7 separate regions of the Homo sapiens genome follow, and all the other regions are linked to region 1. A link is a loop called in an ENCODE intact Hi-C map of the cell type or tissue named here. Cell type or tissue: dorsolateral prefrontal cortex. All regions are shown on one strand. Each heading gives the region's core, and the rest is flanking DNA. Links, peaks and the distances in the headings are about the cores only. Region 1 overlaps SNX29 (sorting nexin 29). Region 2 overlaps SNX29 (sorting nexin 29). Region 3 has its middle 15 kb from the start of CPPED1. Region 4 overlaps SNX29 (sorting nexin 29). Region 5 overlaps SNX29 (sorting nexin 29). Region 6 overlaps SNX29 (sorting nexin 29). Region 7 has its middle 470 kb from the start of ERCC4.

Evidence for each region. Peaks named below come from ENCODE experiments on the same cell type or tissue, not always from the same donor. Only the 100,000 strongest peaks of a DNase experiment are listed, where the experiment ranks them.
Region 2: it touches region 1 in a loop (2.9-fold over the local background); 38 of 110 quality-filtered maps call a loop at or near these places.
Region 3: it touches region 1 in a loop (3-fold over the local background); 50 of 110 quality-filtered maps call a loop at or near these places.
Region 4: a loop joins it to region 1, with 6 times the contacts of the local background. A loop is called at or near these places in 26 of 110 quality-filtered maps.
Region 5: a loop joins it to region 1, with 3 times the contacts of the local background. A loop is called at or near these places in 3 of 110 quality-filtered maps.
Region 6: a loop joins it to region 1, with 3 times the contacts of the local background. A loop is called at or near these places in 11 of 110 quality-filtered maps.
Region 7: it touches region 1 in a loop (5-fold over the local background); 13 of 110 quality-filtered maps call a loop at or near these places.

Annotation. Positions count from the first base shown.
Region 1 is chr16:12,092,660-12,097,158 of GRCh38, forward strand. All of the region lies in intron 11 of SNX29 (sorting nexin 29), which reads left to right. Among named protein-coding and RNA genes, the nearest start is that of SNX29, 120 kb to the left of the region's middle. RefSeq lists an enhancer at 4,031-4,499. In dorsolateral prefrontal cortex, for the core only: CTCF peaks have their summits at 2,708 (motif pointing right) and 2,908; DNase peaks (open chromatin) are centred at 2,732 and 3,352; H3K4me3 peaks cover 1,193 bases; H3K27ac peaks cover 1,564 bases.
Region 2 is chr16:12,226,409-12,230,907 of GRCh38, forward strand. All of the region lies in intron 14 of SNX29 (sorting nexin 29), which reads left to right. Among named protein-coding and RNA genes, the nearest start is that of SNX29-AS2, 140 kb to the right of the region's middle. In dorsolateral prefrontal cortex, for the core only: a CTCF peak has its summit at 2,512; a DNase peak (open chromatin) is centred at 2,493.
Region 3 is chr16:12,816,902-12,821,400 of GRCh38, forward strand. No RefSeq gene overlaps it. Among named protein-coding and RNA genes, the nearest start is that of CPPED1, 15 kb to the left of the region's middle. RefSeq lists silencers at 48-248, 2,634-2,713. In dorsolateral prefrontal cortex, for the core only: a CTCF peak has its summit at 2,656 (motif pointing left); a DNase peak (open chromatin) is centred at 2,641.
Region 4 is chr16:12,268,631-12,273,129 of GRCh38, forward strand. The region is part of intron 14 of SNX29 (sorting nexin 29); the gene reads left to right. Among named protein-coding and RNA genes, the nearest start is that of SNX29-AS2, 100 kb to the right of the region's middle. In dorsolateral prefrontal cortex, for the core only: a CTCF peak has its summit at 2,688 (motif pointing left); a DNase peak (open chromatin) is centred at 2,671.
Region 5 is chr16:12,437,399-12,441,897 of GRCh38, forward strand. All of the region lies in intron 18 of SNX29 (sorting nexin 29), which reads left to right. Among named protein-coding and RNA genes, the nearest start is that of SNX29-AS2, 67 kb to the left of the region's middle. RefSeq lists an enhancer at 1,358-1,859. In dorsolateral prefrontal cortex, for the core only: no CTCF peak of the experiment used is centred there; a DNase peak (open chromatin) is centred at 2,649.
Region 6 is chr16:12,453,296-12,457,794 of GRCh38, forward strand. All of the region lies in intron 18 of SNX29 (sorting nexin 29), which reads left to right. Among named protein-coding and RNA genes, the nearest start is that of SNX29-AS2, 83 kb to the left of the region's middle. In dorsolateral prefrontal cortex, for the core only: CTCF peaks have their summits at 2,138 (motif pointing right) and 2,339; a DNase peak (open chromatin) is centred at 2,136.
Region 7 is chr16:13,451,645-13,456,143 of GRCh38, forward strand. It overlaps a transcript of SHISA9 not described here. Among named protein-coding and RNA genes, the nearest start is that of ERCC4, 470 kb to the right of the region's middle. RefSeq lists an enhancer at 985-2,184. In dorsolateral prefrontal cortex, for the core only: a CTCF peak has its summit at 2,490 (motif pointing left); a DNase peak (open chromatin) is centred at 2,487.

The sequences.
Region 1 (4,499 bases), core at 234-4,233:
GGCTTCCCTCAAGGATTCTTTGTGGTGCTGACCATCTGTTCTGGGAAAGGAGCCAGAATATCCACATTCTCATTTGCGGTGATTAAAGAACCACTCTGCTGAAGTTTCTCATGACTTGCCTGACCTCGTTAGTTTCTTTGATACCAAAGACAGGTGTCTTCCTTTCCCCCTTGCCTACTGTCTCCTTTACACATGTGGTGACATTCAGGTGAATTTGAATGGCTTTTGGCTAGGCAAGCCAGTATCAGTAAACACACTGGCTTGGACATTTGGCCCATAACTTTTTATACCCGAGGCCAGGTGTTGGCCGATGTGGGAAGAGGGCTGGAAAGAGGCAGAATGGTATTTGTGTGAGTGCCAGACCCCTGTGGACTGTTTTGCTGAGATGCTGTCTTATGGAGTTTGTAGAGGTGAATCAACAACTGTCTTTGTGAAAGGCAAATGTCACCTTCAGGTTTTAATTCTGAGTGGCCAGCAGCCCTTACATTGCCACTGTATATCATCAGAGCCACTAGAATATTAGATATGTAAATCCTTTCTGCACTTTACACATCCTTTAGTTTTGTAGGGCCCTGATGTCAGTGATCACGGCAAGTTGAGAAGCAATGTGTTGGGATGGAAAGAACATGGGTCAGGCAGACCACAGCACTGCTGTTCAAGAGCTGTGTGGCTACGTGCAGTGGTTCCTGGCTGTAATCCCAACACTTTGGGAGGACAAGGCAGGAGGATTGCTTGAGGCCAGGAGTTCAAAACCAGCCTGGGCAACATAGTGAGACCCCCTCTCTTTACAAAAGAAGAAGACAGAAAAGCCAGACATGGTGGCACGTGCCTGTAATCCCAGCTACTCGGAAGGTTGAGGCAGGAGGATCTCTTGAACCCAGGAGTTGTAGGCTACTGTGAGCCTTGATCGCACCACAGCCTGGGTGACAGAGTGAGACCGTGTCTTAAAGAGAAAGATCTATGTGACCCCGGGCAAATGCTTTAATTTCTCTGAACTCGTTTTCCCAGTCCTTGAAATGGTGGTAATATTATCCCCTTGGTGGATTCCTGGGAGTTATATGAAGTGTCTGTTGTATCTGGGAACCTCATTGGAGGCTCATAGATAGTTTTAGAGATTTCAGATACCTCTTGCAATTGTGTGCAAAATCGTGCTTGTGTGTTTGTGCACATACGTGGATTTTCCTGGGGAGAAGTTCCTTTGCTTTCACGACTCTCCTTCAGAGTGTTCCAGGCTTTAGAAAAAAGTAAGAAACACGAAACACTTCAGGTAGTTAGCAGGTGGTAATTGCACATAGTGTCTGGGGCAACACTGGCAATCGTGGTATCATTATTTTTGTTTTTACTGTTCTGCTTGCTGATGTTAAACCAGCTACACTGGCTGTGTTCTTACGCACATCCCTACATGTATTAGCAGTGGGAACCTGGGCAAGTTATTTAAGCTAACTGTGCCTCAGCGTTCTCGTCTATAAAATGGGGCTATCATAGTACCCCTCTGACACAGTTGTGAGGATTAAATGAACTAACAGATGGAAGATACTCAGAAGATACACTATGTAAATTACCACCTGAGCTATCGAAGGGTGTTATATGCTATGTAAATTATACCTTGATAAGAAAAATTGGAAAAAAAATCCAAGAGAGTATCTGGCATCTTAAAGACTGAATAACTGGTAGGTGTGATCATTAACAACACCCTCAAAGGGTACGTTGCTGACGAATCTTCCTGAAAACAACATCTGGGCCTTATTGTTGAACTGCAAATAGGTTGACCTGATTTTCCATCTTACTGAAACCATCCCTCCTGCAGAGGCCCTGAAGTTCCCTTTAGCTGGTATCTACCCCTCAATCCTCCCTCTGGTTAAGAGGACATAAACCAGGCTACTCTTTCTATGAGGCCTGAAAATTGGAAGTGATCACGCAGGATGGTGGTTCTTAGCTGGGGGTGATTGCAACCCCCAGGGGACATTTAGCCATGTCTGGGACATATATGGTTGTCACACCTGGGATGAGGGTCCTTCCGGCATCTGCTAAGTAGAGCCCAGGGATGCTGCTGAACGTCCTGTGGTGGACAGGACAGGTCCTCCCAACAGGACAGCTCCTCCCAACACAGCATTATCTAGTCCCAAACGACAGTACTTGAGAAACCCCAAGACAGAAGGAAGCAGCAGGGCCGTTTTCCAGGAACCGTATTTTGTCTTAGGCTTTTTTTTTAAAACCTCTCGCCTCCTGCATAGGTCAAGGAATGAAACTTAGGAAAAAATGAGCCTAAAGAAAATGATAGATCCCAGGGAGCATTTGTTTGTGTGTGTGCGCATGCATGTGTGTGTGTATGTTTGGGAGCTTTTTCGTGCCATCACTCCTGCAATGAAGATGATGATTTAGGAAGGCAGTAGATGCATAATGATACAGACCTGTGGAATGCACCAGACTAAGTGATCCTGACTCCGTAGCTGCGGAAGTACCGTCACTGCTGCGGAAACCAGCTCACTGGTACTACTTTACTAGATCTTAATCAAAATTCATTCAGTTGATATTTGTTGGTGTTTACAACAGCCTTGTCTCCCTTCACCTCCTTTTTAACAACAAAGTTTCTACTCTTGAGTTAATTTCGTTTGAATATATGGTTATTTGGGAGCTGGAGGTTGCAAGAAAGCGGCTCAGGCTTTATTCCTGCCAATTTCAGGAAGAGCCACATTGGAGCCACCAGGGGGCGCCCTAGTCTTTTCTCTGCCGCTTTCCTTCCGCAGCTGCGGGTGGTGGTTATCTGAATTTTTCATGTCCAGCGCGGTACCCCTTTCAGTGGTGAGGTCGCGAGTGGTGGTGGTGTTGAGAGCAGTGGTCTTTTCTAGTTGAAAAACATCAAGCATGCATGCAGCTTTCTGTTCACCATCAGTATAGCACAGTCATGCATTGCCAGTCACTTTGTGGTCCTGTTCTAAAAGGGAATTTGCAGCTCATCAGAAAACATTTCCCCTGTGTCATTGCTTTTCATGAGATATAATTGATTAGCTGTGGGTATTCAGCTTTTGAATCCCGATTGTTGCCTTCTTGCCCCTTTTTTTGGGGCTGGGGAGTGAAGGTGATAGAGTCAGGTGAGCCCAGACCATCCGGCCCATTTGTTTCCTTTTAATTTGTTAGAGCTTTTGATTGTGAGCCAGGGCAGAGAGGGCAAGAAAAACATCCTTACTTGTCAATAGGCTGTGTTGAGGGGGTCCTTTTTTTTCCTCTTGGCTATTATTGGAAGAGATTCTCAACGCTAGTGAGGCGTTCTGGCTCATCGCCTAGCAACACAATTCCAAACATTCGGCAGCTCCAGAAATGAAGTTGAGGAGTGCTGTAGTAACATCAGAGAGAGATGCGAGGCCCCGCAGCCAGCTGCTTGCTTGGCTAAGGGCTTCATGATAAAATTTTAGGATGAGATGGTGGGGCAGTGGCCGTTAAATCGGCTGCAGTCTGAGCCCCCTGCCCCTTAACTGCCGAGAAGTGAACCTAGGTGACGTGGCCAACACAGATCCCTCACGCTGGGCATCTTTCTTTAAAGGGGAAACTTCCCACTGAATTTTGTGTATTAGCCCTTCAGTGACTGTCTTAGTGTCTTAGTAATTGGAAGGTTCCAGATGGCATTTAGACATGCCTCACTTCTTTATCATCTGTTTATTCATTCACCAAACATTTACCAAACATCTCTCATGTGCTGGGCGCAGTTCTAGGTGCTGAGGAGCCAGAGGTGGGGATCCAGCTTGGCCATGCACAAGCTCTGTGTCACATGTTAAAATTTCCCCATCATTATAATGCAGATTTAAGAGTGCCAGCACCATGGGCTGTTGTGAGGACTAAATGAGTTCATACACAGAGAGTGCTTTGACATTGCGCTCAGCACTCAGGAGATGTTAGCTCTTCTCACATGGGCCCTGCCCACAGAGCATTCTAGTGGAGTTTTATGGTAATAAAGAAATGATGAATGATTGGATGGGGCAAAACGGGAGGCAATGGGGTCATGTGGGAGTGATGTACTCTTTGTTATCTGTGGCACTGAACAACCGCCACTCGATCCACCCATGGGAACGAGTTCCCCGTGAAGTGGGAAATTCCTAATGGAAGTTTTAGGTTATGCAGTACAGCTCCCAACTCCTTACCTGGAAAAAGACCAGTGCTGGATGCTGGTCACTCATATAGACCCTGGATTCCTTGCTCCCAGGAGGGGAAGGAGGAACCGATGACAGCAGGATGAATGTAGCAAGGATAGGGTGGCTGAGGTCCAGAGGGTCACAGGAGGGAAAGGTTAAGGGCTCGGTGCAGGGGAGGTCAGGAGGTCTTGCACAGATGGGGATGCTGGGCCAGAAGGGAACCTCCCTGCAGTGTGCAAAGGGGGCTGACAGTGATCTTCCAGGCTGCACCTCTGGTTCCGTCACTAAGCACTGCAGGATGTCGGGATGGGCTTGAGGAGCTGTTGTCGCCATTATGAAGCCCTTGAGGAAGCATTGGTGATGGTGCTGCCG
Region 2 (4,499 bases), core at 284-4,283, 130 kb after region 1:
GAGTTTAAAAGGAGGAGAGAGAGGGAAAGAGAATCTATAGACTGTATGGTTGATAGGAGGCAGCTTGTGGAGCTGAAGGGGTCTGCATGGAGCCCCAGGTTCTCTGTTTATTCTAGAAAGAGGGTTTGGGTTTCCAGGGGAGCTGAAGGGCGTGGACTGAGCCTTCTTTTTTTTTTTTTTTTGGAGACAGAGTCTTGCTCTGTCACCCAGGCTAGAGTACACTGGTGCAATCTTGGCTCACTGCAACCTCTGCCTCCTGGGTTCAAGCAATTCTCCTGCCTCAGCCTCCCGAGTAGCCGGGATTACAGGTGTGTGTCATCATACCCAGCTAATTTTTTGTGTGTATTTTTAGTAGAGACGGGTTTCACTGTATTGGCTAGGCTGGTCTCGAACTCCCGACCTTAGATTATCTGCCCACCTTGGCCTCCCAAAGTGCTGGGATTACAGGCATGAGCCACCACGCCCCACTGAGCCTTCAGGTTTTGGTGGCATTTATGTAACACGTCTACTGGCTAGCTGATTCCATCTTCAGGCGGCAGGGTCTGGCTACCATCCCTAATCGAGACCGGATTTGAATCTATCTTTGAAAGGGAAATTTGGACTTGGCCAATGCTCAGATAAGTTGGGATTATGGGCTGGGACTGTGGTGAAGTGTAGGATGAGGCTGGAGACTCCCTGTTGGGGCTTTTGTACAAGCCAGCATTGCTGTTGTCATGCAGTGCATCTGGGGGTCTGGCGGATTGGGTGCTGCTTTTCTGGGGACATAGCAGTAGCTCTTCCTTTCTCCCCATTTTACTTCCCTTGTCATCCCACAGAGCTGAATGTTCCGATCATGACCGTGTGGTTAGGAACAGCCCTGTTTAGCGCATTTCTCACCTTTTCCTTTTCCTCACTTCTTCTCTTGGACTCCTTCCCCCAACCCAAATGATCTGCACCCCAGTGACAACGTGGAGTGGCTCCGCGGAAGATGGATGATACACACTTGTGATGTTGCTCATGTTTTATGGTTAACTGCCTGGAATTCTTCAGAGTTCTTTTCATAGCAGTTGAAGGCTGAAAGGCACACAGAAATGACCAACTCAATTCTGTCAACATTTGCTGAGTGTTCTTTTTCTGTGTCAGGCCCTGGGAACTGGAGCTTATCTTACACAAATCTATGGGGGGAAAGTAAGTTCTCTAGATTCTTGCTATTCAAAATGAGGTCTCTGAGGCCGGGCGCGGTGGCTCATGCCTGTAATCCCAGCACTTTGGCGGGCTGAGACAGGCAGATCACCTGAGATCAGGAGTTCAAGACCATCTTAGCCAACATGGCGAAACCCAGTCTCTACTATAAATACAAAAAGTAGCCAGGCATGGTGGCTCGTGCTTGTAATCCCAGCTACTCGGGAGGCTGAGACAGGAGAATTGCTTAAACCCAGGTGGTGGAGGTTGCAGTGAGCTGAGATCCAGCCAGTGCACTGCAGCCTGGGCAACAGAGCGAGACTCTGTCTTAAAAAAAAAAAAAAAAAAAAAAAAAAAGACCGAAGTGAGGTCTCTGGACCAGCAGTAGTGGACTCGTCACCTGGGAGCATGTTAGAGAGGCAGGATGTTGCTGGGCTGGCCCACGCCTGTAATCTCAGCACTTCCAGAGACTTAGGTAGGAGGATCACTTCAGCCCAGGAGTTCAAGACCAGACTGGGCAACACAGTTGAGACCCTGTCAGGAAAAGAAAAGGAGAATGTCAGACCTTACCGTCTCAGAGTCTGCACTTTAACAAGGCCCCCAGCCGAGCTGTAGACACATTAGTGTTAGAGGCACTGAAATGTTCTCGGTCTCTGTAGAGAGATGGACAGATATTGACACCATACTGCTATTCTCCCTTCCACACCCATGGCAGGCATCATTAATCAAACAGGATACTTTTCCCCAATGATCCCTGTCTAAACTTCCAGCACGTTCTCAGCACAGTGTTATAGATGGCCACTTCCAGTTGGTCCGAGTTGGCACTCGAGGTCAGGTTCAGCTGCTTTACCTTGCCTCCAGCACAGTCCATGACAGCAGCAGCATCCTGCTCTCTCTGCCTCTGCTCTGGTCACTCTTACCCCTTTCTTTACAACACAGAGCTTTCTTTTAAAACTACAAATATGCTCAAGATATTTTCCTGCTTAAAACCCTTCAGTGACTTCCCGTTGCAATTAAAATGAAATCCAGATGCCTTACCATGACTTGCAAAACCCTGCCTGACTTGGCCCTGCCCACCTTTTCAACCCTGTCTGGTGCGCAGCTCCCCAACCTATGCTGTTCTCTGCCTGTATCACCTCATTTCAGTTCCTGGAACAAGCCGTGTTTTTCCCGCCTCAGGGCTGGGCTGACCAAAGTCACCGTCTCTTGAGTTTTCCCACTGTCCACGTGAAAAAGCTAGGGGCACAGAGACTTGATTTGCCTGAGGCCACATGGCGAGTCAAGAGCCAGAGGGACTTCATTGCAAAGCTGGTGATGCGGGGCAGGCTGCCTCCCTGCAGTGACCACACGAGGGAGCCTCCACCGAGTCTTCTGACTCCTGCTGCTCTCCCTAAGTGAGTGTCTAGAATGCGCTTTTCTCCCCCACTCCCAAATGCCTTGCAGGGCTTGCTTGCCCTCATTCCTTCACACAGACCTTGGACTTGCCACCTCCTCAGAGAGCCATTCCCTGGCCTGCCAGGATGTACCTTGCCCCCTTCAGCATTCCAGCTATGTTTTATGGAGCACTTGTGACAATTTGCAGTATGTCTTATTTATTCCTGGTTTGAACTTGTTTTCGGTTTCTCCACTAGTCTGTAAGCTCCCTGGTAGCAGGATTCCTGTTTGTGTTATTGGCCTCCATAACTAAAGCACCAGCATAGTACCTGGCACATAGTAGGTGTTCAGTAAATATGATTTGGATGTGTGCATGAATGAATAATGGAAATGGTCAGGCCAGTCCTAGGATTTTAGGCCTGGTCTGGATCTAAATGAACATCTAACCAATTTCCATGTCGTGTATGCGGCTAAGCGAAGAAAAAGAGTGGTTTCATCTCCCTGATGTCAAATGGCCAGTTGGACCCAGCATGAGTTTTTGCCAATGTAGAGATACTTTTGTGACTTATGTCCAGTGGACCACATCAGATGGCCCCAAATAAACCTTCTTCCTACCATTTTTCATCTTTTACAATTCCCTTTGAAGAATGGTGGGGTTTTTTTTTTTTGACTGTCACATGATGTTTAAAGAAAAATCAAGGAAGATAAGTTCCTGCATTCTTCAAAGATCTACCGTCAAAGGGATTTACCTAACAATTGAAGTAGTGTAGAGGGTTGCTGTTCTTGGGGTAGTGCCTTCAGCCAAGTCAAAAGGGATGAACTGAGCTGACGCTGAGGTTACCTCTGCAGTCCGACCTGTACTGGTCAACTGTGCTTGGACCTAGATCACTCAGGTAGCTCAGCTCTGTCTCATACTGGTCTGGTTGGACTTACGAGATAATTCAGAGGAACTGCTTTCATTCTTTCTAGGACAGGGTTCAGCAAACTTTTTCTATAAAAGGCTGGATAGTAAATATTTTTGGCTTTGTTGTCCAGATGGGTCTCTGTCACAACTGCTCAGCTCTGCTGTTGTAGCAGCCGCAGACATTGTGTAGATGAGTGGGCTTGGCTGTATGCCAATAAAACTTTATTTACAAAACTTGCATCAGCCCGGATTTAGCCTCAGGGCCATAGTTTGTACACGTCTGTTCTAGGAGTGTTTAAACGAAAACAAAGAAAATGTAAAAGACAGCTTTCATTAGTTGTCAAAGTTTGCCTGCAAACTGTCTTGAAAGCTTCTGAAGCTGGTCCTTGGACTCAGGAGCTTGTTCTTAAACTTGAGAAACATCATTGTCTGACTTCCCGTTTGGGCAAAGAGTCAAGCCATGATTTATCAGTTGCAATAAATAGCTTGTATTTTTCCAAATAGACAATCACGTTCTCTTCATTAGCAACCCATCTGCTGGACCTGCAGTAGTACTGAGGAAAGATGCCTTGGTAAACACAGTAGCAGGATTGCAAAGTGCAAACGAACCCTCTTGCTTTGGTGACAGCTTGTTTGTGGAAACTGGACCATTCTGCAAATGAGTTCATCGATCTTGCCTAAATACTGGAAGGGCCTGTTCAACATTAGGGGAAATGCCAATGTATTTTGAGACAGATCAAACAAAGCTGCAAGTGGACAAATTTTAGCATTTGTTTTTTAACGAATGAGCAGATGGTAGGCCTTGAATGCCCCAAATGCTTATCTTTGAGTTAGGTTGGGGGGAAAATAGGGAAACCAAATCCAAAGTGAATACGTTAATACTGTGCCATCACCTAGAAACTATTTGGGCTGCACGTTGGAGTTGCAATTGTGACTCTTAAGAATAAAAATGTTTCTCCCTTGTAATAAGTCGTATGTATGTATGTATGTATGTATGTATATATGTATGTACTTACTGAGATGGAGTCTCTCTCTGTCACCCAGGCTGGAGTGCAGTGCC
Region 3 (4,499 bases), core at 312-4,311, 720 kb after region 1:
TTGCATCATTGCACTCCAGCCTGGGCAACAAGAGTGAAATTCCATCTTAAAAAAACAAACAACAACAAAAAAATTATAGAGTGTTCCTTCTCTTGTTTCCTAAGAAAAGGAACACATGTCTGAATCTGTCAAGTCTTGCTGGTTTTTATCTTCCCAAAGCACTAGCTTGTTTTTTTTTAGATTTTGTTTGTTTGTTTGAGATGGAGTCTTGCTCTGTCACTCAGGCTGGAGTGTAATCTCAATGGTGTAATCTCAGCTCGCTGCAACCTCTACCTCCTGGGTTCAAGCAGTTCTCCCTGCCTCAGCCTTCCGAGTAGCTGGGATTACAGGCACCTGCCACCATGCTTAGCTAATTTTCTTTCTTTTTTTTTTTTTTGTATTTTTAGTAGAGATGGGGTTTTGCCATTTTGGCCAGGCTGGTCTCAAACTCCAGACCTCAAGTGATCCACCCACCTCGGCCTCCCAAAGTGCTGGGATTACAGACGTGAGCCACCAGGCTTGGCCTAGCCTGTTTTTTTTTTTTTTTTTTTTTTAATTGAGGATATAATATTCTGGAGAAATAAGGTCTGTAGCTAGAGGCACTCCAACATCAGGATTCTGGATTTTCTCTCTTCAGACTCTGAGCATATTAGTCTCAATTAGTGGTTCTTAATCCTGGCTGCACATTACAATTTCCTGGGGAGCTTTTCAAGCATATTCGTCCTAAGACTTCACTCTGGGAGTTTCTGATTGGATGTCATGTTGCCCAGCTGGTCTTTAACTCCTCGGCTCAAGTGATCCTCTTGCCTAGGCCTCCCAAAGTGCTGGGATTACAGGCATGAGCCACCGTGCCTGGGCTGATGTCTTTTAAGAAGAGAAGAGGACACACAGAGAAAGCAATGTGAAGACAACCACAGAGATTAGAGTGTGTGGCTAGGATGCATCTATAAGACAAGGAATATCAAGGATAACAGAAAACACCAGAATCTAGGGCCCAGCATGACGGCTCACGCCTGTAATCCCAGCACTTTGGGAAGCTGTGGTGGGAGAATTGCAGCCTGGGCAACATAACGAGAACCTGTCTCTGCAATAAAATTTTAAAAATTACCTGAGTGTGATGGTGTGCACTTGTGGTCCTAGCTACTCAGGAGGCTGAGGCGGGAGAATTGCTTGAGCTTAGGAGGCAGAGGTAGCAGTGAGCTGAGATCACACCACTGCACTCTAGCCTAGACAACAGAGCAAGACCATTAAAAAAACAAAACTGGTTGGGCGTCGTGGCTCACACCTTTAATCGCAGCACTTTGGGAGGCTGAGGTGGGTGGATCACCTGAGGTCAGGAGTCCAAGACCAGGCTGACCAACATGGAAAAGCCCTGTCTCTACTAAAAATACAAAATTAGCTGGGCATGGTGGTACAAGCCTGTAGACCCAGCTACTTGAGAGGCTGAGGCAGGAGAATTGCTTGAACCGGGGAGGCAGAGGTTGCAATGAGCCGAGATTACACCACTGCAATCCAGCCTGGGCAACAAGAGTGAAACTCCCATCTCAAAAACAAAACAAAACAAAACAAAACAAAACACCAGAAACTAGGAAGAGGCAAGACAAGGAAGGATTCTCCCCTGGAGCCTTTAGAGGAAGTATGGCACCACCAATACCTTGATCACAGACTCCTGGCCTCCAGATATGAGAGTGAGTCTATTTCTGCTATCTTAAGTCACCCAGTTTGTGGTACTGTATAATGGCAGCCATGGGAAACTAATACAGATTGTTATTGTTGCCATTTGATGGATGAGAAATCTGAGGCAGCGTGAAGGATGCAAAGAAGTTAGACGTGGGTCCCACCACCAGGGCTGTGGGAAGGCATCACACGTAGATTGAGAGCTTGGAGGCCACAGAACTGGGTAGCATCTCAGCCCCACCACTGGCCATATAACCTTGAATAAGTCCCCTAGTCTTTCTCAACCACAGTGTCTTCATCTTCAAAATGAAATACTTCATAGAGTTTTGGGGGAAATGAAATAAGAAACTGCAGGAAAACACACATTGACCTGCACGTGGTTAGCTCTCAAAAATGGTACCTGGGCCAGGCACAGTGGCTCACGCCTGCAATCCCAGCACTTTGGGAGGTGGAGGCAGGCAGATCACTTGAGGTCAGGAGTTTGAGACCAGCCTGGCCAACATGGTGAAACCCTGTCTCAACAAAAAATACAAAAATTAGCCAGGCATGGTGGTGCGTTCCTGTAATCCCAGCTGCTGCTAGGGAGGCTGATGCAGGAGAATTGCTTGAACCCTGGAGAGGGAGGCTGCAGTGAGCTAAGATCGCGCCACTGCACTCCAACCTGGGCAACAGAGCGAGACTCTGTCTCATAAAAAAAGTAACTGTTATTATTATCAGCATTAAACATTAATTTACATCAATAATTAATTTATTAATTAAATTAATTTATATTAATTAAAATAAGTTAATTTATATTAAATGTTAAATACATTATTTAACCTGTATGAAATAGATGAAACTGGCCAGGATGCTTTCAAGAGGGGGAGGAATCAGAATTTACTTCTGATCTTGTGCTCTGCCTTCATCCCCTTAATGTGGCTCAATTGCGATCTTTGGTCAACAAAGTCAACTGGCGGAAAGGGAGGAGGGTCTTGCGCGCCCCCTGGAGGTGAGAGTGGGTAACAGACTGTGCGAGGAGGGAAGGGAAGAGAATACATCCCTGGGTGGTTAATGGGGCCAGATGGTGGAGAACCTTGAGTACTAGTGTATTAGTCCATTTTCATGCGGCTAATAAAGACATACCCAAGACTGGGTAATTTACAAAGGGAAGAGGTTTAATGGACTCACAGTTCCACATGGCTGGGGAGGCCTCACAATCATGGTGGAAGGCAAAGGAAGAGCAAAGGGATATCTTACGTGGTGGCGGGCAAGAGAGCGTGTGCGGGGGAACTCCCATTTATAAAACCATCAGATCTCATGAGACTTATTCACTACCACGAGAACACTATGGGGGAAACCGCCTCTATGATTCAATTATCTCCACCTCTCCCTGCCCTTGACACGTGGGGACTGTTCCAATTCAAAATGAGATTTGGGTGGGGACACAGCAAAACCGTATCAGCTAGGTAGAGGAGCTGTTTTAAGACAGACAAACCATGGTTGTGGTTGAAAGGAACTGAGCATGAGGAGAGCAACTGAGCCCTGAAGTGGCTAAATGTAAGGGTCTGGAAGTCGGAATGAAGAAGAAATGAAGGGAGGGATGCAATGAGAAAGACAGCAAGACAGAAATCACAGGCTTGGGTTTCTAGCCTGAGAAAATCGAGAAAAAATGATTCTGCTCTTAGAAATGGGATACTGGGAAAAGTCAATTTTATCTTAAAAAAAAGAAGAGAAAGAAAGAAAAAGAGTCTGGGCGCCATGGCTTATGCCTGTAGTCCTAGCATTTTGGGAGGCCAAAGCAGGTGGATCACCTGAGGTCAGGAGTTTGAGACCAGTCTGGCCAACATGGAGAAACCCCATTTCTACTAAAAATACAAAAATTAGCCGGGTGTGGTGGTGTGCGCCTATAATCCCAGCTACTCAGGAGGCTGAGGCAGGAGAATTGCTTGAACCTGGGAGGCGGAGGTTGCAATGAGCCAAGGTCACTCCACTGCACTCTAGCCTGGGTGACAGAGCAAGACTATGTATCAAAAAAATAATAATAAAATAAAATAAAATAAAGAAATAATGAAAAATATTTAGTTTTCTTTTTTTCCTTTCTTTTCTTCATTTTTTGAGACAGGGTATTGCTCTGTCATCCAGGCTGGAGTCCAGTGGCACAATGTCAGCTCACTGCAGCTTTGAACACCTGGGCTCAAGCAATTCTCCCACCTCAGCCTCCCAAGTAGCTGAGACTAAGGTGGGTGCCACCACACCTGCTAATTATTTTCCGTAGATACGAAGTCTTGTTATGTTGCCCAGGGTGATTTCAGACTCCTGGGCTCAAGCGATCTTTCCACCTTGGCTTCCCAAAGTGCTGGGATCACAGGCATGAGCCACTGCATCTGGCCCATGATTTAATTTTTGAACAAGCAGATTTTGAGGGATTTTGAAGTGAGAAAAGCCGAATTCTGGTTATGGCTCTGCCAAATGTGAACAATGAACCCATCACATAACCCTTCTGAGCCCAAGCCACTTGATCTTTAAAAAAAGAGGGCACTGGCTGGGCATGATGGCTCACACTGGTAATCCCAGCACATTGGGAGGTCAAGGTGGGTGGATCACTTGAGGTCAGTAGTTTGAGACCAAACTGCCCAACATAGTGAAAGCCCGTTTCTACTAAAAATACAAAAATTAGCTGGGTGTGGTGGCGCATGCCATTAGTCCCAGCTATTCGGGAGACTGAGGCATGAGAATCGCTTAAACCTGGGAGGTGGAGGTTGCAGTGAGCTGAGATTGCACCACTGCACTCCAGCCTGGGTGACAGAGTGAGACTCTATCTCAAAAAATAAAAATAAATAAATAATGGAGGCACTGCGTTAGAT
Region 4 (4,499 bases), core at 216-4,215, 180 kb after region 1:
ACCTTGCCCGTTGTTATGGGACCTGGGCATACCTCATTTTATGCATTTGAATGTCCTGGAAAACCATCTCTGAATTTAAAATGATTCTTTATTTTCGTCATCAGCATCTCACACTGTTTGCATCTGGGTCATGCTCAGCTTGTTCACATTGAAAGCAAAACAGTAACCTCATCATACTGTTTGCCATGCCGCTCTCCATGGTATCAGAAGTTTCACTTAATTTAGACAGAAAACCCTATGTGTTCTCTGGTGCCTGCTAGCAAGCTCAGCACAGTTTCTACCTATTTTAGACGACTTAACACAGATACCCCCAAACAGATGTGGCCGGCTGCGATGAGATGAAAAGTTATGAATGTTCTCTAAGTTTAGATGACCTGCTGATGGTACTGACTAACCCACAGCTTTTCTGGAACATGAAAATTAGTTCTTGTTGAACATAAATGTCTATATACTTCTACCAAACACAGTCTCCCTGTCTATTTGAATATAAGGAGAGAAGGCTTCTTGTTTTTGCCAAATCATTATTTTCCCATTTGGAGTGGAACTTCTATAATTATGCCATCAGGGAGACACAGGAGAAAGTTGCTGACTATTCAGAGTATAGGCAGGTAAGTAGACTGCGGATTTTTCCCGTGAATAAGGTAGATGTTAACTAGGTTGATTGGCTCAATGGGAAATCCCAGTTAATAGCATCACCATCTTCACATTTGGCACGAGATTAAAATGGCCAGACTGAATCCTGCTTGGAGGCTCCAGTGAGATTTTGATGTGAAAATACTGTGTAATCTGCAGTGCTATGTAAATTGAAGCAGTATCATTATTTTGATTTCTGTGACAATAAGATAGGTCTTACTGACCTATCTTTCTACATTGTGCTTAAAGCACAATGTAAGTTTCTGATTGAACATGGAAGTATCCAGCCATGTAGATAAAAGCTTCTGTCTTCTTGGATTCCAGCAGGTGTACTTTTCATGCGGTCCTTGACCAGGGCAAAATACAAATTTCTGAACACTGTCAAGGTAACTCAGAATATGGGCAGAAATTGTTAATGCATTTCAGATTGCATTGCTAACCAATGTCTTGAAGCCTTCTATTTTTGAAGTCAGTGTGAGCTATCATCGACATGAATAGAGAAGTATGTTTTTCTCTTGGGGTATTAAATTGTCATTCTTTCCATTTTACTTTACATCATCATCATCATCATCACCATCATCATCATCATCATCATCATTATTATTATTATTATTTGAGATGGGGTCTCACTCTGTTGCCCAGGCTGGAGTGCAGTGGTGCGATCTTGGGTCGCTGCAGTTTCCATCTCCCAGGTTCAAGCGATTCTCCTGCCTCAGCCTTCCGAGTAGCTGGGACTGCAGGCACGCACCACCACGCCCAGCTAATTTTTGTATTTTAAGTAGAGATGGGGTTTCACCATGTTGGCCAGGCTGGTCTCAAATTCCTGACCTCAAGTGATCCACCCACCTTGGCCTCCCAAAGTCCTAGAGATTACAGATGTGAGCCACCACGTCCAGCCCCGTTCTTTCAGTTTTAAAACCCATAAATCACCCTCAGGAAAGATGCGACTTAGAAAAGTTGTAGTTTGATCAGTTGCAAATGTTTGTATTTATTGTTTAGGTTTGACTTTCAGAATTCAGTCACAATTGATTCTTTACGAATTGATTGGTTTATTGGGGGGATGTGCAAAGAGTGTAGAATGGTGTTGTCATCTGTTATTTTTGCCTCTCAAATGACTTGACGTTACTCAGACTTTAATTGTGCTGCCTTCCTTAATACCCAGATGTTCTTTTACTCCCAAGGCAAATTGAACCTTCTCGACTTGAAAGTAAATCCGATGTTGTGCTTGCATGAACTTAGCCTCATGGGATGAATGGTCTCTCATGCCTTGACCCCACATACTCACCTTTGGCAGTTGAGAGATGGGAGATGTCTAACCTGTTCAGTCGATTCCCTCACTTTGTAAATATTAATCCTTATGCTGTGGAGCAACATGGCACATTTACCTCTTATTTATATTTATATTTTTATTTTTTTGTGCATGTCATCTACATGAAATGATATCACCATCTCCGTCACTTCATGGTCTAACTCAGTCTAATTTAAAGTGGTCTCTCGGCTGGGCACAGTGGCTCATGTCAGTAATCCCAGCACTTTGGGAGGGCAAGGCGGGTAGATCGCCTGCGGTCAGGCATTCGAGACCCACCTGGTCAATGTGGTGAAATGCCATCTCTACTAAAAATACAAAAAATTAGCTGGGCGTGGTGGTGTGTGCCTGTAATCCCAGCTACTCAAGAGGCTGAGGCAGGAGAATGGCTTGAACTGGGGAGGTGGAGGTTGCAGTGAGTCAAGATCGCGCCACTGCACTCCAGCCTGGGTAACAGAACGAGACTCTCAAAAAAATCAATCAATAAATAAAGTGGTCTCTCAAGAAGTAACTATGGAATGATTAAAGACTCTACGTTGGTTAACTATTGTTGTGTAACAAATTACCTCACAGTTAGATGGCTTAAAACAACAAACATTTACAATCTTTGTGTGGGATAGACAGCCTGGGTGTGGCTTAGCCACATGCCTGGCTCAGGGTCTCCCCTAAGGCTCTGTCATGGTGTCAGTTGGAGGCTGCGGTTGTCCCAAGGCTCCACTGGAGGAGTGTGCACTGCCCTCATGTGGCTCATGGGGGCTGTTGGCTGCGTGCATCAGTTCCTTGCCATGAGGTTCTCTCCGTAGGAAGCTCGTAAGAATAAATGAACAAGAAAGGCAACCTCACACAGAAGCTGCAGTCTTTATAACTTAATCTCAGTGGTGAAACCCCATCACTTCTGCCATAGTCTGTTTATTGGAGGTGAGTCAATAAACATAGTCTGTTTATTGGAGGTAAGTCCAGCCTATGCTCAAGGGGTAGGGATTATATAAGAATGTGAATACCAAGGGGCAGGGGGAATTGGAACCATCTTTGTTGAATGTAATATATTGGAACCATCTTTTTTTTTTTTTTGAGACAGAGTCCCACTCTGTTGCTCAGGCTGGAGTGCAGTGGCGTGATCTCAGCTCACTGCAACCTCCGCCTCCTGGGTTCAAGTGATTCTCCTGCCTAAGCCTCCTGAGTAGCTGGGATTACAGGCATGTGCCACCATGCCCGACTAATTTTTGTATTTTTAGTGGAGACCAGGGTTTCACCTGTTGGGCAGGCTGGTGTTGAACTCCTAACCTCAAGTGATCCGCCTGCCTTAGCCTCCCGAAGTGCTGGGATTTCAGGTGTGAACCACTGTGCCCTGCCTGGGGTCCATCTTCGAAGCTGCTTACTGATGGGAAAAGTATGATATAGTTAGGCTTAATTTTGTATTATTTCATACATGGAATTGAAATTTTTGGCATGCTTGCTAAAACTGAACCAGGGCAGCAAGGAAGTCAGGTAGTTGCAGGGGAAGGTTGACTGGCTAGTTGCTGAGAGAACTTATGTAAATTCATGACTGTCCAGGGTCTTTCCCCAAGCCTTTAAGGTCAAAAAGCTTATTTCTGCACCTCTGCCCCCACCAGTGTTGAAGGTTGCTGATTCTTCTTAAATATAGTCCTAGAGGGGCTGGTGCCTTGGGGACGGGGCTAGTGCCTTGGGGACAGGAGGCCAGTGGCGTGATTGCTAATGAGATGTGTGGACTTGAAGCGGGTTGAATGAATTGTGATGAGCAGGACCTCCTTGCAGAGGGCAGCAGCCTGGGCCTGGGCAAGATGAAGAGATCATTTGGAGTCACGGGTAGAGCAGGGCTGTGAGTTCGCCATTTTGCGTATGTATTAGCACCAGGCTCTGCTGAGCAGCTGCAGCCAGCTTCATGCTGCGGTGCCTGCCAAGGTATCTGTGTCCTGGTTGCCCTGCCGACGGGCTCCACTGCTCTCTTACCTGACTTTTCTAAGTCCCATGGCTAAGTGCAGGCTCCCCTCAAATTCTGATTACATAGTTTACATATCACTAACATATAATCATAGTTTACACATAATTTTGTTTGTGTCTTTAAATCAAAACTTTGCAGGTACATAGATAAAGTCATTGGTTCTCTTAGCTTTATTACAAAAGACAGGAGGCCTCTGGCTGTCACTGTCTCCCACTTGCCACCCTTCAGAAGCCCCTCTTGGAAGCTTTTCCACTCATGCTTTGGGTTGTTGCCTCCATATCTCTGATCAACACGCCTGTTGCCGCTTTTTTATTTTTCAGTTTTTGGAATTACTTATTTCTCATCGTGGAAGAGGAAGGGTAACTGTCTTTGACTGCTCCACCTCCAGAAAACACACGCAACACGCAGCTCCCCATCCTCTGGCACAGTCATATCATCATTTTGGTTAGATCAGTATTCAGTGATTACATTATTATAACTGGAAATGCTATCTACAGCTGTGAAGTGCATGATCGTTTTTCCTGCACGATCTCTTGATTTCTCTGGTGTTAATACTTAATTCAACTCCAAGTTCATCCTCAGTGTGTTAATCCCCCT
Region 5 (4,499 bases), core at 270-4,269, 340 kb after region 1:
TTCAGATGGCTGTGAGGCAATGGGTCAGGGGGTAGTGTGAGAGGAGGGTTGCCTGTGCCAGGCATGGGAGATGGTGGCCTTTGCGGAGGACAGGTGACATCTGAACTGAGTCTCAGGACATACATATGAAGTACATCAAGGGGCAGAATGGGGCTGGCAGGTAGACAACATCTCTGTCTCCCCGAATTGCTGGTTAGCTGTTCTGAGTCCTTTCCCCTCTTGACCCTGGCTCCTTCCCCACCCATAGCTGCCCTCTCCTCCTTCATAGCCCCAGGACCCAGAGTCCCTGGGAGGGGTCAGGAGCACACCGGCACCCAGATTTATCTCCACCATCTTCCCCTTGTTGCTTCAGGTGAAATCTCAAAAATGCACGCTGGCTGCTGGCACTTAATGTCTTTTTCGGCTGCACCATCAGTGAAGCAGGGCTGGCCTTCCAAACCACTCTGGGGGGTGCCCTTCCCCCCAGCCCAGGGCCACTGCCTGGCATCTTCATGCTGGGCTTGCTGCAGCTGCCCACAGCCCAGGGCCCCAGCGGTCCATCTGCACTGCCAGGCCCAGCTCTGCCTGGTGTGGGCTCCTCACCCCATGTGGCACAGATGCAGAACCTTGGACTTGGACTTGGGAGCACACGTCCACTCTTGGCCAGGGGCTGCTGGCTTACTGAGAGTTTCCTGTTGACCTTTCCAAGCAGCCTCAGAGATTCACCTCTTGGCCTAGCTTGGGCAGGAGTGGGGAGGTGAGGGGGCAGGAGTAGGGGGGCATCTCTGGACTATCTTTATTCTGACCTACTTGATGCATCAGGTGACTTGAAGGCAGCCACCAGTCCCATGAGGCCAGGCAGGCAGTTCACTGCAGGCGTCCCAGCCCCACCTGGTTTCTAGCCAAGGCATCAGCCCTCCTTGGGAAACTTTGACCTAATTTGAGAGCTCAGCTGGGTTCAGCGCTCTCCCCTCTCCCTTTATTTTCTTTCTGCTGGTGTCCTTCTCCTTTCCCCCTTACCACCCAGTTTACCTCTCCCCTTCTTCATTTACCCGCTCACTCCAGCCCAGGACCCCTTTACTCTGGCAGACCCTGTCTTTTCAGTGATCATTTGATCTCAACCTCTGTCCAAGCAGGAAAAGGTAGCAGCCTAGATTTGGACATTCTTTTAACACAGACCAGCATTGAGGCTGCGCCTTGCTGGGTGCCAGGTAGAGGCAGTGAGGCTGCCTGGTCTGTGGTGGCAAGGATAGCCAGACTCACAGACTTTCAGAACTTCAGCTCAGAGGTAAGAGCTTGTTGTTGAAGAAATGACCATAATCATGAATGAACAGTCAGAAAGCCCAGGGACTTTTGAGCACATTAAAATCAGAAGAGGTCACATTTGAACTGAGATCTGATGACTGAGTTGGAGCTAACCAGGTGTAGGGGTGGAAGGAACGTTCTAGACTCAGGGAAGGTTCTGGGCTGAGGGCCTGGGATGGACAGGAGCCGGGCCTGTTGGAAGAACTGGAAGATCTACCTGGCTGCAGAGAGGGAAACACAGCAGGGAAGGGGGAGAATGATGTAAGGTGAGGGTAGAGAGGAAGGCACCGGACAGGATTGTCCACCTGCCATGTAGACCATTGTCTTCCATCGTGGTTGCACATGGCAGCCCGGGCTTCCAAGGCAGGGCTCAGAGCACGTGAGAAGGAAGGCTTCCCTTCCCCAGCCTCCCTCATCAGTGAAGCCAGTCTTTCCCAGAGGCCCTCCACCTGCTCTTGTCCTGGTTGCAGGGGCACCTGAGAAAGTGTCATTTGCCAGCCTTGCAATGGGAAGCAGCCTCTGTAGGCAGGGAAGAGAGCTGAGAGACGGCTAGTGGGCCAGCAGCTGCATGTCTACCATGACCTGGTGACAAGATAGTGACACCTAAGAGCCACTGGAAGTCACCAGAGAGGCCAGCGGGGAGTAGTGGGTCCTGATTTTCCGGTGTGGAGTCAGGGCTTGGCTTCTGAGTTAGCCACTATATTAGTTTGTTTTTACACTTGTGATAAAGACATACCAGAGACCGGGCAATTTACAAAAGAGGTTGAATGGACTCACAGTTCCCATGACTGGGGAGGCCTCACAATCATGGCGGAAGGTGAAAGTCCCATCTCACATGGTGGCAGACAAGAGAATGAGAGCCAAGCGAAAGGGGTTTCCCCTCATAAAAGCATCAGATCTCGTGAGACTCATTCACTACCACGAGAACAGTATAGGGGAAATTACCCCCATGATTCAGTTATTTCCCACTGGGTCCCTCCCACAACATGAAGGAGTTATGGCAGCTACAATTCAAGATGAGATTGGGGTGGGGACACAGCTAAACCATACCAGTCACATACTAGCCATGTGACCTTGGTACACTTACTTTGCCTCTCTGAGACTCAGTTTCCCACTTTTCTGCTAGGGCAGTAGTACACCTTCACCCCTGCAGTGGGGGAAGAGCACTAACATGCTTGGTGCAGGGTGGGTGCTCCCCAGATGCCAAGTGGTATTTTCCTGGCTCTCCCTGAGTATCTGGTGGGGTTCAGCTGGCTGGCCAAACCGTCCAGCTGGTGTGTGGGTGCAGGGGACGTGGGGATGCAGCCCAACTCTGCCTCCTGGAATTGCGTGGCCTTGGGCCAGCCTCGCCTCTTAGAGTCTCATGTATAAAATGGGAATGTCACCCACCCCACCGGATTGACTCGAGACTGAAAGAAGCTGTGCTCGCAAAGGGCATAAATTGGAACACGGCCCAGAGCAGGAGTCAGCACCTGTCACATCCTCCCTCCCCTTGCCTTGAGCTTCAGCCTTCTCTCTTTCTCCTGTCCTTAAAAACAAAAGAAAAGAGATATTCACAAACCATAAAACTCACCTTTTCAAAGTGTACGATTCAGTCACTTTTTAGGATATTCACAAGATTACGCAACCATCACCACTCTAATTCCAGAAGGTTTTCATCACCCTGGAGAAACTCTGTGGCTGTTAGCAGGCAGTCTCCATCACCCCCACAACCCTTCCCCTCCTAGCCCTTGGAAGCCAGTAATCGACTTTCTTTTCTTTTTTAAGTTTTATTTGAAGTTCAGGAGTACAAGTGCAGGTTTGTTACGTAGGTGAACTTGTGCCATGGGGGTTAGCTGTACACATTATTTCTTCACTCAGGTATTAAGCCGAGTCCTCATTAGTTATTTTTCCTGATCCTCTCCCTCCTCCCACCCTCCACCCACCAGAAGGCCCCAGTGTGTGGTGTTTCCCTCTGTGTCACGTGTTCTCATCCTTTAGCTCCCACTTCTAAGTGAGAACATGCAATACTTGATTTTCTGTTTCTGTGTTAGTTTGATAAGGATAATGGCCTCTACCCCCATCCATGTCCCTGCAAAGGACATGATCTCGTTCTGTTTTTGGCTGCATAGTATTCCATGGTGTATATGTACCACGTTTTCTTTAACCAGCGTATCATCGATGGGCATTGAGGTGGATTCCACGTCTTTGCTATTGTGAATAGTACTGCAGTGAATATGTGCTAAGCATGTGTCTTTATAATAGAATGATTTATATTTTTCTCTGCAGATTTTTCTCTAGATCTGCCTTTTGTGACTTAGAATCGTAGAAATCATACAATACGTGGCCTTCTATGCTTGGCTTCTTTCACTTAGCGTAATATCCTCAAGTTTCATCTGTGTTGTAGCATGCATCGCTACTTCATTCCTTTTTTTTTTTTTTTTTTTTGTGATGGAGTTTCTGTCGCCCAGGCTAGAGTGCAGTGGCGCTATCTCGGCTCACTGCAAGCTCCGCCTCCTGGGTTCCCGCCATTCTCCTGACTCAGCCTCCCGAGTAGTTGGGACTACAGGCGCCTGCCACTGCACCCGGCTGATTTTTTTTTATTTTTGGTAGAGACGGGGTTTCACTGTGTTAGTCAGGATGGTACCAATCTCCTGACCTTGTGATCCACCCACCTCGGCCTCCCAAAGTGCTGGGATTACATGTGTGAGCCACCACGCCTGGCCTACTTCATTCCTTTTAATGGCTGAATAATATTTCATTGTTTGGGTAGATCACATTTTTCTTATCCATTCATCTCCTGATGGCCATTTGGGTTGTTCCCCATTTATGGCTGTTACGAATTATGTAGCTATGAACATTCCTATACTAGTCTCTGTGTGAACGTTTGTCTTCAGTTCTCCCGTTTTGTGGTTGTCCTTCCATTTTGATAGTGTCCTTTGAAGCACAAAAGTTTTTAATGTCGGTAAAGTCCAATTTATCTGTTTTTTCTTTTGTTGCTTGTGCTTCTGATATCATGTCTAAGAATCCTTTGCCTACTTGAGGACACACAGATTTAGCCCTGTGTTTTCTTCTGAGAGTTTTATAGTTTCAACTCTTAAATTTAGTTATTTGATCCATTTTGACTTTTGTTTTGTTTTGTTTTGAGTTAGATTCTCACTCTGTCACCCAGGCTGGCGTGCAGTGGCGTGATCTCAGATCCCTGCAACCTCCGCCTCCTGGATTCAGGCTATTCT
Region 6 (4,499 bases), core at 184-4,183, 360 kb after region 1:
ACCATCTTCCCCAGGCAACCACCACTGTACACTAGAGTAGGCAGGTAGCTCTAGACTTGGCAGGTTTGCCATCCTTGCTGGAAATCCTTACTGGCGGTGTGACCCTGGGCACATCATATAACCCCAATTTATTTCCTCTTAAACAAAATGCAGATGCCTAATGCCTACTTTGCAGGGTTGTTGTGAAAACGAAGAGAAGTAAAAACAAACAAAGTGGCTGTCATGGAGTCCAGCTGGAGTAAGGGCTCAGTAATTTTTTTTTTTTTTAAGAAATGGGGTCTCACTGTGTTGCCCAGGCTGGTCTTGAACTCCTGGTCTCAAGCAGTCCTTGTGCCTCAGCCTCCCAAATTGCTGGGATTAGAGGCATGAGCCACCTCGCTGGCCCTCAGTAATTGTTCCTTTTCTTGCTTTTTGCATAAAAGTTACCCTTCAAAGACTGCAGTGGGACTTGTGGTTCATTTAATTCTGCTTGATATTGTCATTTATCTTTTCAGCTGTATTTGTTTGAGTCCTCAATAAGACTGTAGGCATTTAGATGGCAGGGAAGGTATCTTTGGAATTTTTTTTGTCCCCTGGCCTTCCATCAAGATGTGGTAATTGGATGTATAGGAGTGTGGCAGACACTGCTAGTTGCTTGCTGAAAATAGCCATGGGTTTTTTTTGTTGTTGTTTTTTTCCTTATCTCTTAGTAACAGAGCCCTGGGCATTATGCCCACATAGAAAATAGTAAATTTCTCAGCTTCCCTTGCAGCTACATATGGCCATGTAACTAAGATCTGGCCAGTAAGATATAGGTAGATGTATTGGTTGTGGCTTCCCAGAAAGGCTGCTTATACCTCATCTGCGTGGTACATGCCTTGCCTTTCTGCTTCTTGTTGCCTAGAATTGAGATATGATAGGTGGAACTCCAGCAGCCGCCTTGGGCCATGTGGTAACCTGGGGGATGGCAACTCTGCAGCTAAGATCGCAGAGCAGAAAGATGGACGGCCTCAGTCCCTGATGACTAAGGAGAGCAGCCATCCCAATTCTGGACTGCCTCCCTGCAGACTGCTTGTCCATCAGAAAAGAAGCCCCAAGTGATTAGACCCCAGCTATTTTGGAACCAAATGCGATTCCTACCTGATGCAAAGAGCTCTTTGAGTAGAGGCTGAGAGAACTGCTGCCCAGAACTCTAGAGGTGACATAGCACATGGCGTTTAGGGACTTATAGTCAACAGCTAGTTATGAGTTTCCATGGGCCACAGGTGCTGCTGGCGAATGTGGCTTGCTGCTCAGTTGAAGAGCGAACATCGAAAATAACCCGAAGAGAGAGGTGAGGAAGAACAGATCAGGCAGGGCCCTGCAAGCCACGTCTGGGAATTTAGACTTGAGCTTGAGTGCAGTGGCGCATCATTGGAGGAATGAATTTATTTATTTATTTTTATTTTTTATTTTTATTTTTTGAGATGGAGTCTCACCCTGTCACCCAGGCTGGAGTGCAGTGGCGTGATCTCGGCTCACTGCAACCTCTGCCTCCCAGGTTCAGGCACTTCTGCCTCAGCCTCCCAGGTTCAGGCACTTCTGCCTCAGCCTCCCGAGTAACTGGGACTATAGGCATGCACCACCATGCCTGGCTAATTATTTCGTGTTTTTAGCAGAGATGGGGTTTCACCATTTTGGCCAAAGTGGTCTCGAACTCCTGACCTCAAGTGATCCACCCGCCTCGGCCTCCCAAAGTGCTGAGATTACAGGCATGAGCCATCACGCCTGGCCCGTTGGAGGACTTTAATTTACACTTGGGAACCATTGCTCTGGCTGTGGTGTGGAAAAGGAGTAGGAGGCAAGATAGCTGGTTTTGTCCCTCCTGACAAAGGTTTCCTCCTCCTTCTAGACGACCTGAGTCTGTTAGCCAGCTCCAAGACGCCCTTCTCCTTGGTAGAACCCCACCGAGTCTGATTTGGGTGGCAAGTTAGAGCTTGGTCTACGCCTGGGGTTTCTAAAGCCCCCACACCTCGTGGCCCTTTTGGCTGGGACTTCCAGACCCTGGGTCTACCCCATCAAGGACTTTTTTTTTGAGAACCTCCAGCATTCCTGGTCAGCCACACACCAGGCAAGCCCTGCATACCGGCTTGGCCAGCACCCGCCGTGGCTGTAACTGACCTCTAGGTGGCGGTGGCCACCTGCTGCCACTCTGGCTCCCAGAGCCCTGGCCAAGGAAGTCCTCTTTCTCCCCACATTAGCCAGTGTTCCTTGTCTCTTCCCTCCCTGAGTTGTGGATCCCGGGACCTACCTGTTTCTTCCTCTGTCTTAGGTGAGACTTTTCTGACTTCCCAGTTTTCGCTGCTATGAGTGTCGGTAACTTCATCCAGTAGGCTTTGCAAAGTCTTTATTTGTGCAGAAGGCTGGAGGAGGTGTCACAGTGCCACACACAGAGACTTGCATATGCAGACCTTGGTCTTGACTGTCAGAAGCGTCCATCCTTTGCTCACTGCCAGATGCTTATAAGCAAGGATAGATGAGATGTAGGTGGCCCGGTATGGAGGGTAAGCCCTCCCTCCTTCCTTCTTTCCTGCTTGCCTTCTTGTTTCCTTCTCTTCCTTCCATTTATCCATCCATCTACCTACCCACCCATCTAGCACCCGTTGGGCATCTCCAGGAACTGAGGGCTCCTAGGGGTTTCCATCTTGGTTCTTGCCCTCAAGGAATTCATTGCATAGTAAAGATGAAGACTTGTAAAGGTACAATTGCAAGTAAATGTTCAGGTGATGTTCATTTATTCATCTGTTCATTTGTTTGTTCATTCATTCATTCATAGTATTGAATATCCATTATTTCCAGGCACTGGTCTGGGTACTAGGGCATAGTGAATAAGACTCTGGTCATGTACTCCCAAGAATATGTATAATTAGTATTTGTCAATTAAAAGAATAAAATCTTAAAATGTGCAGAGCTTACGTTCAGTGGAGAGAGGACAGCAAGCCATCAATAAATAAAGTCTTGATATGTACCACAGATTGAGGTCAGCAGCTGCGATTGCCTGCCATTTCAAATGATTCATCTTGTAAACAGACAGTGTCAACCTATGGCATCAATAAATACAGCACGATACTGGAAAAAACTAGGCAAGATAATTGCTCATTATACCAAATGCTGTGAAGAAGCAGAGAGAGAATGATGGTAGAGGATAGTTTTGGGGTGGGGTAAGGGTGTATACTGGGTGGCATGTGTGCACGTGTGTGTGTGTGTGTGTGTGTGTATGTGCATCTGGCGAAAGTGATGTATACCTGGTGGGGCAGTGTGTGAGTACTTGGTAGTGTGTGCACCTGGTAGTGTGTGCATGGATGAGCATCTGATGGGGTGTGTGCATGTGTGCCTGAAGGGATACGTGTGTGAGTACTTGATAGTGTGTGCACCCGGTAGCATGTGTATGTATATGTATCTGGTGGAGTATGTGCATGTGTGCCTGGGGGGATGTGTGAAATTGCCTCCTTTCAGGGAGAGGATGCATTGGGATTGTGAGCTTTTCCAAAGGTGGAAAGGTTCTGAGCTGCTGGCCTTCACAGAGACGTACCTAGGTTGATGGGAGCTGCTCAGGAGCACCCTCTGAACTCCCAGAAGGCCCGGGGCATTAGCATCTTGTCTGCCGATGGCCTCCAGAGAGAACACTGTGCATCTCAGGACCAAAGCAGTGTTTGAGTTGCATTGACAGAGTTGATTGTGATACTCGAGGCTTCCTTTGCCATAATGCCACCCTCTTCTAGTGGGCAGTAAGCTGTGATGTCAGACCAGACCCCTTTACCCTTTTCTTCTCCTTACTAAGTAGCAATACATTCAGGGCAGGTCAAGTCACATTGTGTGTTCATGTAGCATTTAAGGAGAGTTCAACCCCTTTCCAGAATTGCTAATAACAGTACAATAAACACCGGTCATGCTTTATGCATGTGTTATGTCACAACCCTCTTAGGTGGGTGCTAATACTATCCCCGCTCTATAGATGCTAAAACTGATGCTCAGAAAGGTAAGGTAGGTTGGCCAGGGTTGTCCAGCTGGCAGGTGGTGGAGTCGGGGGTTAATTGAGGCAGCAGTTCCCACAGCCTGCACTTTAACCTCTGTTCTCTGGAGTGGGGCCTCCCCACTCTTAGTGATTGGGAGGCATCTGTCTGTGTTTTGCAGAGATACGGCAGGTCTCAAGAATGGCCCACACTATACCTCAATGCCTTGTCTAGAGCCTGAGCTCTTTCTCTACTGCTTCAGGACAGGGTGGTCTGGAGGAAGAACACAGATTAGGTGGGGGAAAAGACAAAGGTTCAAATCACGTCTCCACCACTCACTCTGGGTCTTTGGGCAAGGCCCTGTTCACACCTCATTTACCCATCATAAAAAGACTTGGACCAGGCAAAATGGCACACGTTAGCCTCTGCCGTGGTGCTTTGCAAGCCTGCAAGATGGAAAAATGTTCATCCCAGCCCCATCTTGTATGTGAGGAAATTTTAAAACAAAATTGAATGCTATCTTACGGG
Region 7 (4,499 bases), core at 347-4,346, 1.4 Mb after region 1:
GGAATCATGGAGGACAAAGATCCCCTAGTTGGGAAAATGCTTTGCACATTTATGCTCTCAAAGGAGGACAGCATAATGATAACAGAGTAACTGAGGAATGTAGAGACATAGGCATGTGACAGATCCTTGAGGACTGTGGACATGTCAAGAAGTTTGGAATCCTGGCAAGTCGCCGATGTGATTTAAAGGAGGTCTTTGCCCTGTGCATAACTTTGAGCCATGCATGGAAGTTACTGCTTTCATTCTTCTCAGGGCTTCGGATTCAAATTCATTCACCTGGCTTCAAGGAGAAGGGGAAGGGAGAAGGGGTACAGAGAGACTGCTTTTGCAAAGAAGTATGTCAGGAGATGCTGAAGGGACCCTTTGTTTCATCAAGTTAGTTTTCCCTTTGATTCCCCAATACCTCTAATTCTGCATGTCACCAGGAAATAGGTGTGCTGCAGCTCGGTGACAGCCTTCTCCAGTGTCTATGGCAACCTGGGGCTGGGGCCATTTTTCCTTCAATGAATGGGCTGGCTTCCCGAAGACAAGTAAAGCCCAATTGTTATTCTCAACTGTTACAGAGGGAGGGTGCACAGGGGTAATAAAGAAACAACTGAATACTGCTAATGATATTGCATAAAATAACATGAATTAAGTAAATCATTTCTCTCCAGCTTAATTATAGATGCTTCAGGGTGAAAATGCAAGAAAGAGCCTCAAACTGAGGCTTTGCTTCTTATTCCAGCCATTATTTCCAGTGTTCTTTTTTTGTTGCCACGGTCCATATACCTTATTGTCTGACAACTCTGAAAAGAGCTGGCTTCCAGGTTTGTGAATTACAACCACTTGGCTGTGTTCCTGAGAGAAACAACAGAGCTAAACAAAGGTGGGTAGGTGGAAGATGGAGCATTATTTGACAACAAAAGTCTCCCAACTTACAGATCGGATGGGTGTTAGTCTCTGCATCCTCTTCCTACTACTTTGGGCAAGGGTTATCTTTCCAAAGAAAAGCTGATCACATCATTCAATAGCATAATAATCTTCAGTGGCTTCTGGTAGACTGCAAGATAAAAACCTAAGCTATTTGGCTCAACCTCTTCAACCTCAGCTCTCATGTTGCCTCTTTGTACTTACTCCACTGAGCTATTACTAGGTCTTCCAATACACCAAGCTGTCTGGGGCCTCTGATCTTCTGCTTGAGCTGGTTTGCCCTCTTCCCTCTTAAAGAATATACTCTCATCTTCTAAAGGTTGGCTCAAGAATCCCTCACATTGTATAGCTTTTCTTTTCTTTTCTTTTTAAGACAGAGTCTCACTCTGTCACCCAGGCTGGAGTGCAGTGGCGCAATCTCAGCTCACTGCAACCTCCACCTCCTTGTTTCAAGCGATTCTCCTACCTCAGCCTCCCGAGTAGCTGGAACAATACGCACGTGCCACCATACCTGGCTAATTTTTGTATTTTGTATGTTTGTCAGGCTGGTCTCGAACTCCTGACCTTGTGATCTGCCTGCCTCAGCCTCCCAAAGTGCTGGGATTACAGGTGTGAGCCACCGCGCCCAGCCTTGTATAGCTTTTCTAGCATCCCCAGGGAAAACCGTTTGTTTTTGCCCTTGCAATATGGGGATATGTGTCCCAGGCTCCTTATTGCAAACTTTGGGATCGAGATACATTGATTGCATTCATGACCCCAATTAATGGCCTACCTTTATCCACACCTTTTGCCTGTAATTCTGTAACTCCCTGGCTTGGAAATGTGAGCTATTTTGTAAGATAAGACAATCACAAACTTCATACAAAAGCTTGCAAACCTGTGTGAGTTTTTTCTTGCCTTCTCAATGCAACTGGCTTTGCTCACTCTTGAATCCCTGCCATGGTCATGAGAACAAGCCTGGGCTAGCCTACTGGAGGATGACAGACACATGGAACAAAGCCAAATTGCCCCAGACCAGGCCATCCTAGACCAGCCAGCCCCCAGACAACCCTCCAGCTGCCTGAAGATGCAGGAACGAGCCCACCCGAATTGGCAGAACTATCCTGATAGTCCATAGACTAGTAAAACATAATAAATGGTTGTTGTTTTAAGCCACTACATTTTAAACTACTTTGTTTTATGCCCATTGTTAAATGATATAGGGGACCACATAGGAGAAGGCTTAGGTCTGGTTGGTTGTTGTCTGATAGCTGCATGGAAGACTGCAGCTCACCTCACTCCCAATCAAGAGTAAGAGATGAGAAAAAGAGGGATCCACTGTCTTTAGAACATGAATTCTTTCCAGTACAGAGGCTTGTCCGATCTATGTTATAATACCCTCATCTCATACATCAAATGTTATAATACCGTCATCTCATACATCAAATAATACCCTCATCTCATATGTCATTTAAAGAACTCCTCCTTCTTCGAAGAGTACCAGTGAGAGGTAAGGAGAAGGCAGACATATCTACTTGATCCTTTCTAGAGGACAGAAATTTCTCTTTTATGGGCTAGCTGTAAGGAGATGAGAGGGAAAGGGCTCCCCCTGCAGGACAAATTTAACCAACCGTGCACAATTATAAAAGGTTGACCTTTTGAGAATCATTGTATACCTTGTTTTCCTATAACGTGGGTTTGTTTCGGAACATGAAGGAGATACTATGTCAATGTAAATTATTAAGGAAAAAATGGAGATGAGGATATAGGCAGAAGGAAGAAGAGCTAAAAGATGCAGGCAGAGTAGGAGAAGCACTTTACGAAAGGTGTTTGCCTTCACTGACACCTCTCCACTTCTCACTCTGACTCACACGCATGGATCCTCTTGTCAACGTATTAAATATCGTAATAGAAAGTGCTTGATGAGTGCTTGCTACATGCCAGGAATTGTGCAAATTCACCTATCTCTCACAATAATTCTATAGGTTGGTACCATTGTCGTCATCTTTGTTTTACAGATGAGGGAGGAAGACTCAGGAAGAAATATGCCCGAAGTCACACAGATAGTGACAAAATGGCGATTCAAATATAGGCAGACTTGCTCTAACACCTGTGCTTCACCTGGCCTCTACAAAAGAAGCCAGACTGTCCCCCGAAGCCCATTATGTGGTGTTAGGCTTTGGACGTGGATCAATAGAAATGGACAGAAGGAAGGAGAATCATCTTTTCTATATTCCATCTTAGACTTTCTCCAAAATTGGAGATACCAGACCTGTGCTACTCTGTCCCTGCTTACTATTTACTTCTATTCATGTGGCTTCCTTCATTACAAACTCATTAGCGGAGGGAAGGGCAGTCTCATGGCCAGACCATGTGAAGACTTGCCTGAGTGTTCACCCCACTCTATTTAGTGGAATGCTATCTGTGTCCTTGGCCAATCTCACTATTGCAATCACAAAAGCATAATCAGCTACCTTCTTTTTTTTTTATCATATCCCCTAAGTCATTTTCTAATTCTACTATTTTAGTTTATTCAATTTCTACACCAGAGTATGCCCAAATATATATAACCACATAATTATACCTTTATACACTATGTATCCAAAATTCATTTTATATACATACCTTAGTATTTTTCCTTCTCCAGAATGAGATTTCCCTTCTATGCCCTATTTCACATCATCCCCTGCCTCAGCCTCTGTCTGAAGTTATTTCCCAGTAAATGAAGCAGCCTTCCTCTCCATTGTCCCAAGTCATTCTCTGCCAATTCCACCATCCCATAGGATATGTCTCTTATTTCTTCCACAGAAAGCAAAGTCAAAGTCCATTTTGTCCTCCACTCCCAATTATATTGGCTTCAAGTGCACCTTCAATGTTTTGCATTCACCAGGGATTTATGTAGAAACCAGTAAAAAGGAGTCCAAAGAAAAAAAGTGACACAAATGTTCACATGGTGGATGAGAGAAGAGAGTAAAAGTGCTCATTGTCATTGCTGACAGCCTGTGTTTAGGAAGCATTTGCCTGGCCCCGGCTGAATCCTAATATGCATGTGGAAATTGATAATTATGTTCATTCAACCCTTTACAAAGTGCCTTCATGTGTTAAGATGCAAAAACATGAAGCTAAGTGCCCAATTCTTTATTAATTCGGTGTGGAGTTTTGCAGTTAACGGTGCCAGGTTTGCATCTGCAATTACCCCTCAGCTTTTTAGTGGATCTAAAAGGGCAAGTGAACCACCCTAACCGCAGCCTCCCTCCCCCAGTACAATGCATCATTCTCCTGTTTGAAGAAATGAAGGGAAGTTGATATGGAGCTAGCCACTCTGTTGATGACTGTGAGTTTTTCTCTAAGATTTAGCTGGAGAAACCTAAGCCCCGTAAGTAGAAAGTTTAGAGATATTTCTTGTGGCCTGGAATTGGAATCAGACTCACTTAATGAGGAGATAAAACGTGGCTACCTTGGGCTAAGGACTCTCAGGACCTGGCAGGTGTCTTGAGAAAGACAAACAAATGCTGTTCTCCATTGTCCTAGGAGAGACATACACTAAACAAAATCATTTTAGATGTAAGGACTGCTAAGAAGAAAATCAAATGGAATTGAAATCTGGC